Linked DNA regions of Homo sapiens: region 1 is linked to region 2. The links are chromatin contacts, found by Hi-C or POLR2A ChIA-PET in ENCODE. All regions are on one chromosome and are shown on one strand. Each heading gives the region's core, a stretch centred on a gene start or an enhancer-like site at or near the end of the contact. The rest is flanking DNA. Distances are from core to core; before and after follow the strand shown. Region 1 overlaps TRAK2 (trafficking kinesin protein 2). Region 2 has its middle 13 kb from the start of LINC01792.

The links. A loop is a pair of places that touch in the nucleus more often than their neighbours do. ChIA-PET counts read pairs that join two places held with the same protein, here RNA polymerase II (POLR2A).
Region 1: a loop to region 2 is called in a map of breast epithelium, with 22 times the contacts of the local background. The contact joins two enhancer-like sites. A Hi-C loop is called at or near these places in 1 of 168 maps with a recorded cell type or tissue (breast epithelium). POLR2A ChIA-PET finds 5 or more read pairs at or near these places in 1 of 52 experiments (activated T-cell).

What each region holds. Positions count from the first base shown.
Region 1 is chr2:201,411,060-201,415,932 of GRCh38, reverse strand. The region is part of intron 2 of TRAK2 (trafficking kinesin protein 2); the gene reads left to right. It also overlaps the pseudogene SCYL2P1. Among named protein-coding and RNA genes, the nearest start is that of TRAK2, 38 kb to the left of the region's middle. Within about 2 kb of position 1,797, at least 5 of the 41 ENCODE cell types and tissues checked have a DNase peak (open chromatin) inside an H3K27ac peak, as active enhancers do.
Region 2 is chr2:200,745,882-200,750,502 of GRCh38, reverse strand. It overlaps the pseudogene AOX3P-AOX2P and the pseudogene AOX2P. Among named protein-coding and RNA genes, the nearest start is that of LINC01792, 13 kb to the right of the region's middle. Within about 2 kb of position 2,447, at least 6 of the 41 ENCODE cell types and tissues checked have a DNase peak (open chromatin) inside an H3K27ac peak, as active enhancers do.

The DNA of each region.
Region 1 (4,873 bases), core at 548-3,047, 670 kb before region 2:
TTCTTCTTTATCACTGGTTTTTAGCAATTTTGCTTTGATGTGGTTTTCTTTGTATTTATACTGCATGGAGTTGAGATTCTTTGAACTATAGACTTACTGTATTAATTAAACTTGGAAGACTTCGGCCACCATTTTTTCAAATATTTTTTCTGTTTCTGCCTCTTCTTTCTTCTGGGACTTCAGACTGCTTGATATGACACAGCCACTGATGTTCTGTTCAGTTTTCTCCCCCCAATCTTTTTTTCTCTGTGCTTCATTTTAGATAATTTCTATTGCTATGCCTTCAAGTTTACTGTTCTTTTCTTCTGGAGAATATCTAATCTGTTTATCTTATCTAGTGAGTCTTTCATTTTAGATACTGTACTCTAGTTCTATTTGGGTTTTTAAAATGCAGGCATATCTTCTGTTTCTCTTTCCATTACGTTCATATTTTCCCCTTAAATCTTTGAGCATATTAAAAATAGAGGATATAAAAAATTGCTGCTTATTAATTCTGTTATTTCTGTCATGACGGGTCTGTTTCTGTTGACTCATTTCCCTCCTGGTTATGGATTACATTTTGTTTATTTTTGCATATCTAGTAATTTTGTATGGACTGGTGAATATTATGAATGTTACATTGTTAGGTGTTTAGGTTTTGTTGTCTTCCTTGGAAAAGTGTTAAAATTTATTTTGGCAAGACTTTAAGTTATTTGCTGATAAGGTTAACCCTTTGAGGCTTGTTTTTCATCTGTAGGTCTACAGATCATACTCTAGACCAAGCTCTAGTGTGCTTGATTCTAGCACTGATTTAATTATCTTACCGGTAGGCATGACTGGGAAAAAATGGACATGAAGGAGACATTTGGAGGATAAAATGGTAGAGAAGGAGTTGTCAAGCCTGGGCAAGAGTAATAAATGGAACATTATCAGAATATGGAAGCAAGGTGGAAGAGCTAGTCTAAAGAATATTTAGCTTAATCTACTAAGCCTGGATTGTACACTTATTTTTAATATTACATTTTGGAAGTAGGGAATTATTCTAGTCTAGAAGAGATGCTAGGGACTAGTATCTCTTGTAATGAATGTCACTTTTGTTCTTCATCTCCACTATACCGTTGAATACCTAATAGTCTGTTTTTAGCTCTGCATGTATTTATAGTCAACTTCTCTTCCTGAGTATTAAAATGACAATCTCTATGTAATATATGTGTGGCAGGAAAAATTTGGATAATCACATGGAACTTGTAATAATAGAATTTGGATATATGTTCAGGTCTCCTATTTAAGAGATCTGTAAGGATTGAGAGCTTATTTAGAACCATATTTAAGGTTTTAAATCTGCCTCATCTCTATCTCATTGTGGTGATCAAGCCACTGCTTCTCCTTCTGGGTGAATAGGGATGTCTGATATTGCCAGCCTCCTTTTATTAAACTTATTAAAATGTCATTGTGAAGTCAAGGTCAAGTCGTAGGAATTTACTCTCTTAAGGATTTGTTTTCTTAACCAGTACTTTGTTGTTCTTTGCCAGAGCTAGAGCATGTTTCATTATACTACCCACAAAGGAAATACCACATCTCTTTAAAAGTGAGAGGGTTGATATGACATCCTGTACTTTCGCTATTTTAAGCCCTAGTATTTTAAGCATGTTAACAGAAATAACTCTCCTTTTTTGTAAACAGCTAAGTTTGGGAGGTGTTAAATGATGGGCAGTACTGGGAACAGGAAGATAGTGGCAGATACATAAAAACACAAAAGCTCAGTTTGTTCAGAGATGGGGGTGGGGGTGTTATAGGTGTGCAAGTGAGAGAGTAGTGATGTAAATAGTATTCAGTGAGTACCTGTGATCTGCCAGATACCCTGGGTGCCTTAATTGCTTATTTTAGTTACTTCTTACTACTGTTGTGTGTGATAAATGATCTTTATTTTACAAATGAGAGAAATTAAGGCTCTGAAAGGATGAATCGTGTGTCTAACAATTAGTAGAGGAGTCAGATTCAGAAGCTACGTCTGATGCCAAAACCCATGATCTTTCTAATATTAAGAGTGAAAAATAGGACAATAAGTAGATTAGACACCTGGAGGAATTAGGAGATATGTAGGACTAATACTGTATGTTGGAGACATGATGTGTAGGAACTTGCTTTCTAGGACAAGTTGTCAGCCTTTGTCCTGTAAATGGCAGATAGCAACAAGAATGGGTACAGTGCTGGATAGGAAGTCGAGACCCAGGTCTGGTGGTTCTAGTGTCCTCGGCAAGTTACCCATCTTTAAGTCTCAGTTTCCTTATCTAGGAGGCAGGATTGGATGGTTTCCGAAAGTGTCTTCTACCTTTAATACTCTGTAATTATTTAGATACTATAGCAACCTTATTTTAGCAGTCTTGATTTGATCTCTAGGTGTAAAAACTCAATAGTAATACAGTAATAAAAATAGCTGACAATAGGTCTTTCAGTCTTTTCCCCCCTCCCTTAGTCTTCGTCCCCAATCCCTCCCCTCCCTATCCCTTTCCCTCCTCCAGCTGCCACGTGTGAAGGCAGAGCAGGAACAGCCTGTGTTTAGGGGGGTGGGGAAAAAGAGGCCCAGTTCTGCCCCTCCTGGAAGGAGAGGGAAAAGGTAACTATAACTACCCAATATTGCAGCCATGGAGTCCATGTTTAATAAATTGAAGAGTACTGTTACAGAAGTAACAGCTGATGTCACTAGTGCTGTAATGAGAAATCCTGTCACTAGAGAATTTGATGTTGGTCAGCACATTGCCAGTGGTGGCAGTGGGCTAGCTTGGAAGATTTTTAATGGCACAAAAAAGTCAACAAAGCAGTGGCTGTTTTTGTCTTTGATAAAAAATGATTGACAAATATCAAAAATTTGAAAAGGATCAAATAATTGATTCTCTAAAATGAGGAGTCCAACACTTAACTCGACTTCAACACCCTCGACTTCTTACTGTCCAGCATTCTTTAGAAGAATCCAGGGATTGCTTGGTGTTGTGTACAGAACCAGTTTTTTGCCAGTTTAGCCAGTGTTCTTGGTAACTGGGAAAATCTCCCTTTCCCTATATCTCCAGACATTAAGGATTATAAACTTTATGATGTAGAAACCAAATGTGGTTTGCTTCAGGTTTCTAAAGGATTGTCATTCTTGCATAGCAGTGTGAAAATGGTACATGGAAATATTACTCCTGAAAATACAATTTTGAATAAAAGTGGAGCCTGGAAAATAATGGGTTTTGATTGTTGTGTATCATCAACCAATCCTTCTGAACAAGAGCCTAAATTTCCTTGTAAAGAATGGGACCCAAATTTACCTTCATTGTGTCTTCCAAATCCTGAATATTTGCCTCCTGAATACATACTTTATGTGAGCTGTGAAACAGTCAGTGATATATATTCTTTAGGAACTGTTATGTATGCTGTATTTAATAAAAGGAAACATATATTTGAAGGCAATAAGCAAGACATTTATAAGAGTTTCAGTAGGCAGTTGGATCAGTTGAGTTATTTAGGATCTAGTTCACTTATAAATATACCTGAGGAAGTTCGTGAACATGTAAGGCTACTGTTAAATGTAACTCCAACTGTAAGACCAGATGCAGATCAAATGACAAAGATTCCCTTCTTTGATGATGTTGGTGCAGTAACACTGCAATATTTTGATACCTTATTCCAAAGAGATAATCTTCAGAAATCACAGTTTTTCAACGGACTGCCAAAGGTTCTACTGCCCAAGCATGTCATTGTACAGAGAATTTTGATTTGACTTCAGAATTTGTAAACCCTGACATGGTACCTTTTGTTTTGCCCAGTGTTCTACTGATCGTTGAGGAATGCACCAAAGAAGAATATGTCACATTAATTCCACCTGAACTTGGCCCTGTGTTTAAGCAGCAGGAGCCAATCCAGATTTTGTTAATTTTCCTACAAAAAATGGATTTGCTACTAACCAAAACCCCTCCCAATGAGATAAAGAACAGTGTTCTACCCATGGTTTACAGAGCACTAGAAGCTCCTTCCATTCAATACCAGGAGCTCTGTCTAAACATCATTCCAACCTTTGCAAATCTTATAGACTACCCATCATGAAACATACTTTGATACCAAGAATTAAAAATGCCTGTCTACAAATGTCTTCCCTTGCTGTTCCTGTAAATTCATTAGTGTGCTTAGGAAAGATTTTGGAATACTTGGATAAGTGGTTGGTACTTGATGGTATCCTACCCTTCTTACAACAAATTCCATCCAAAGAGTCTGCAGTCCTCATGGGTATTTTAGGCATTTACAAATGTACTTTTACTCATAAGTTGGGAATCACCAAAGAGCAGCTGACTGGAAAAGTATTGCCTCATCTTATTCCCCTGAGTATTGAAAACAATCTTAATCAGTTCAATTCTTTCATTTCCATCATAAAAGAGATGCTGAATAGGTTGGAGTCTGAACATAAGACTAAGCTGGAGCAACTTCATATAATGCAAGAACAACAGAAATCTTTGGACATAGGAAATCAAATGAATGTTTCTGAGGAGACAAAAGTTACAAATATTGGGAATCAGCAAATTGACAAGGTTTTTAGCCACATTGGAGCAGACCTTCTGACTGGCAGTGATTCCGAAAATAAAGAGGATGGGTTTCAGAATAAACATAAAAGAGCATCACTTACACTTGAAGAAAAACAAAAATTAGCAAGAGAACAAGAGCAGGCATAGAAGTTGAAAGGCCAGCAGCCTCTTAAACCCCAAGTGTACACACCTATTGCTGCTGTTAAACAGACTAAGGACTTGACAGACACATTGATGGATAATATGTCATCTTTGACTAGCCTTTCTGTTAGTACCCCTAAACCTTCTGCTTCAAGTACGTTCACTTCTGTTCCTTCCATGGGCATTGACATGATGTT
Region 2 (4,621 bases), core at 1,198-3,697:
TTCGGGTAGTTCAAGGGCCTTGGACACATCAATTGATCTAAACAAGAGATATTTAAGAAGTAGAAATCACTCTGGGCAGGGTGGTGGAGGTCTGTAATCTCAGTACTTTGGGTGGTCAAGAAGGGAGAGATTGCTTGATGCCAGGAATTTGAGACCAGCCTGGGCAACATAGCAAGACTCTGTCTCAACAAAAAAAATTATAAAAATTAGCCAGGTGTGGTGGTGGCGCATGTCTGTAGTCCCAGCTACTCAGGAGGCTGAGGTGGGAGGATGGCTTGAGCCCAGGAGTTCAAGGCTGCAGTGAGCTATGATGGTGCCTCTGCCCCCAGCCTGGATGACAGAGCCAGACTCTGTCTCTAAATTAAAAAAAGAGGAAGTAGAAATCAGCAAGCTTTGAGGGCCCTAAATTTGAGGGAGGGATAGAACATGGTTGAAAATCGGAATATATGACAACAAATCCAGCTTAGGTCCTGACCAATCAGAACAGACCTGCCAAGGAGTAGGGTCCAAGAGACTCCTGCTGGGCCAGGAGACAACACTTTAGCTGTTGGGGGTTGGGAGGTGGAGAAGGGATAGTGTGGCCTTGGCAAGGGGCGTTCTTGAAGGTTGGGACAGGGGCCATTCATTCTTGGGCATGAAGTGGGTATTTCACCACCACCTCAATACCAGCTCTCTATCAGGGTTGTGCCTTTGAGTCATGTCTGAGGCTGTAGCAGGGAGCTGAGGTTTTGTGAGGTTAGGAGGGAAACAAAAGGCTTGTAACTGTGATTTTTCTTTCTTTTTTGAGACAGAGTCTTACTTTGCTGCCCAGGCTGGAGTGCAGTAGTTCGATCTTGGCTCACTGCAAACTCCACCTCCCAAGCTCAAGTGATTCTCCTGCCTCAGCCTCCTGAGTAGCTGGGATTGCAGGTGTGTGCCACCATGCCCAGCTAATTTTTGTGTTTTTAGTAGAGACAGGGTTTCACCATGTTGGCCAGGCTGGTCTTGAACTCCTGACCTCAGGTGATCTGCCCGCCTTGGCCTCCCAAAGTGTTGGGATTACAGATGTGAGCCACTGAGCCTAGCCAGTGATTTTTATTCTCTCTCCATGATGTTCATTTCTAGATGCTCTCCCTTCCTCCTGGAGCTGGCAACCTTTTCTTTATTCTTTCCATTTTAGGTCCTTTAAGTTCAGGACATGGCAGGAGCATGGGCGCATTCCTCTGAGGGGTCCCCAAGTGTGCTTTTAAAAGGCTCTTGAAAGCTCTTCGTTTACTTACATGATTTTTGCATGAGCCCTGCTACTGGTCACCAAAGCCATGAAAAGTTCTTTATCCACCATGGGAATGTCATCACAAAACATGGCTTCCCCAGTGGCATGTTTAAGAGCTGACAGGTGCATGATAGGGTGTCCAACTGGGTCTTGGAGAGGCTGGTGAGGATCCACACTCTACAGGGAAGACAAGAGTTGCCTCAGAAGCCTTTAATTTTCAGAAGTGGCCTGGCCTATCACCAACACTCCTGAGCTAGGATTGAGAAATCGGATGGTCACCCTCGGGTGACAAACACTGGAGTGGGCCAGATGATGAGTGTGACACATTGATGATGCCACTAGAACAGTGAATTGTTATTTCAGTTATGTGGCAATAAATGGCGAAGTAGGTGAAGGGGCACCCCAGCTTCTCCTTCTGGCATTTTCTTTTCCCTGGTGGTGTTCTCAGGGGTCTCGCTGTCCTGCCTCCTCACCTTTCCAATGATCAGTCTGTCCACGGGTACTGTCCTCATGATGATGGGGGGTAAAGTGATACAGTTCCCAAGGTGGGATGCCAAAATCCAAGCCCGAAGCCCAAGTATGGACTTGTTTGGGGCCTCTGGCACAGGGTTTGGGGGATGGCAACAGAGTCCCCCCAGATCCAGAATAAGGTGTCCTGGCTGCCCTTGGGAGTGGCACAAAAACATCACTAGGCTGTAAGGAGGTGGAGATAGTGTTTATTCTGGAGCTCCTCTCAGGGAAGCTCTGTGTGTGTGTGTGTGTGTGTGTGTGTGTGTGCATGTATGTGGAGGTGGGGTGGGAGAGGCGTTGTGCTGTAGCAAGAATCCATAATTTCTAAACTGTCCTGCCAGAACGGTGAGTTAAGTTACTCGCAGGGCATTTGTTTGCTGACTGGAGATTAAACATTTGCAATCAGAGCTGGGGGCTGAACCTTCTGGCTCGGTTGCTCTTCTGAGTAAATATCAAACAAATGCCCAGAGAATATCACTTTGAAGAGACTATAATGATTAGACTGTAGATTAGCTGGACGGTTCAGCCTTGAGCTCATCTAGCAGCAGCTTGGGCCTGACCTCAGATTCCAGCGTCTCCCTGACGCGGACTAAGCAAAGAGCCACGACTAGAATGTCAGACTTGAAACCACAGCTCTGAAAAGCTTGCTCGCTCAGCACAGCTCTAGTTTGCAGGTTTCAGTTAAATCAAACTCACTGACCTGGTACGTTTGGACTCCCTGGGGTATTGTGACTGGGAAATCTTCGAGAGCGCTTAGGAATTGGTCTGAAATTTCAGAATGATGACGGCTGTCCTGAAAGGTGATTCAAAACAATAAAGATAAGCTGGTTAGCTACAGTTAAACTGGGCTTTGGTTTACGTGAAACTGACTTGGCTAATGTATCCAGCATAGTGTGCATAACCAGGATCCATACTGCCTGCCCCGGCTTCATGTTTTATGAATGTTTCTTGTTCCCCTCCTCCCTCCACATAATGAGGACCTGGACTGACTGCTTGGAATCTGATCCTCAAGCCACCCTGAGGAGGCAGAGGCCTGCCAGAGAGTAGGGGTAGAGGCAGGAGGAGAAGCAAGGAAAATGGGCTAGATAAGCCATCCCAGAATAAGCAGGTATCCATTGCACACAAAAGGACTCAAAGCCAGATTGCTTTTCTCAGGAACTCAACTCTCCTGGGAGAGCGGTAGAGGTGGGGAGGGTGCTCTGGGTGTCACTGAAACTTGTCAAGTGTCTTGATTCAGAAATTAAATGGCAGCAAGGATTATCCTGGTGAGTGTGGTTGATGAGGGTCTTCATCTGAGTCTGTGAAAATCAGATACCTTAGAACAGCAGGCTCTTGGGGTGAGCTGTGGTTGGGGAACAGGGAATACAAGGTAGGGTGAGTTGTAATCATGGTCAGGGGAGGGGTGGAGAGAGAGAGAGAAGGAGAGAGAGAGAGAAAGAGAGAGAGATAATATATTTTGCTTTGCTTAGCTTATTCCAAAAGTTTACAATCAGAAGAATCTAGAAAGCTATTTAAACATTAGCATACACATCAGTTTTTGGTGTGTGTGTGTTTTTTTTTTTTTCATACAGGCTCTTGCTCTGTCGCCCAGGCTAGAGTGCAGTGGTACAAACATGGGTCACTGTGGCCCCGACCTCCCAAGCTTAAGAGATCCTTCCACCTCAGCCTCCAAGTAGCTGAGTCTACAGATATGTGCTACCACGGCCAGCTAATTTTTCTATTTCTTATAAAGATGGGGTTTCCCCATGTTCCCCAGACTGGTCTCCAACTACTGGGCCCAAGCCTCCCTTGGCCTCCCAAAGTGCTGGGATTACAGGTGTGAGCCACCATGCCTGGGCAGTTTTGGTTGTTTTGAAAAATAAAATATTATTTTATGTTTTAGATTGATCATAAAATTACAGAAGAGGCAAAATGAATCTCTAGTGCCAGCAAAGTGATTGGTGGTTGCCTGGGCCAGGGGCAAGATGGTGACACAAGGGGGCATAGGATACTCTTTGGGATAATGGAAAATTTGAGGTGGTAGCTACACAGATATACACATTTGTCAACATGCGCTGAATTTAAATAGGTACATTTTATGATGTGTAAATTACACTTCAATAAAGTTGATTTTAAAAGAAAAAACTGGCAGCAGGGACACCACAGTGTTTCAGTGTTCAGGGCACGCAGTCAACATTTGCGGACTGCAGAGAGTCTGGCGCCATGAGCCTCATGTAGCCCCTCAGGGCTGGATTCCAGGAGGAGGGCCGGCTGGGAACTGACGAGGCCTGACTCAGAGCAGGTGACAGGTAACAGCACAGGCTGTGCACGAGACAATTTGCCAAAGTGATGGGAAAGCTGTGAGCTTATGGGTGCAAGGAACACATAAGAGCCAGATGCTATGGGTCAAATTGTGTCTGTTCTAAATATCTGTGTTGAAGTCCCAGCACTCCAGCCCCAGTTCTTCAGAATGTGGCCTTATCCAAATAAGGCAGGGCCTTTACTGCAGAGGTAATCAAGTTAAAATGAGCTACTTAAGATGGGCCTAATCCCATATGACTGATGTCCTTGTGAGAAGGGGAAATTTGGACACACATGTACCCACAGAACTTCATATGAAGACAGATCAGGGTGATGCTTCTAGAAGCCAAGGAGTGCCCAAGATTGCCAGCAAACCAGCAGGAGCTAGGGGAAAGGCAGGGGGCAGAGTCCCCTGCACAGCACTCAGAGGGAACCAGGCCTGCTGACGCCTCCAGAACTGTGAAGGAACATGTTTCTATTGTTCAGGCCAGGCAGGCTGTGCTACTTTGTTTCAGCAGCCCCAGCCAGCGAATACACCAGAGCACCCACAGGCACAGAGACTAGCTTCACCAGCTTCTT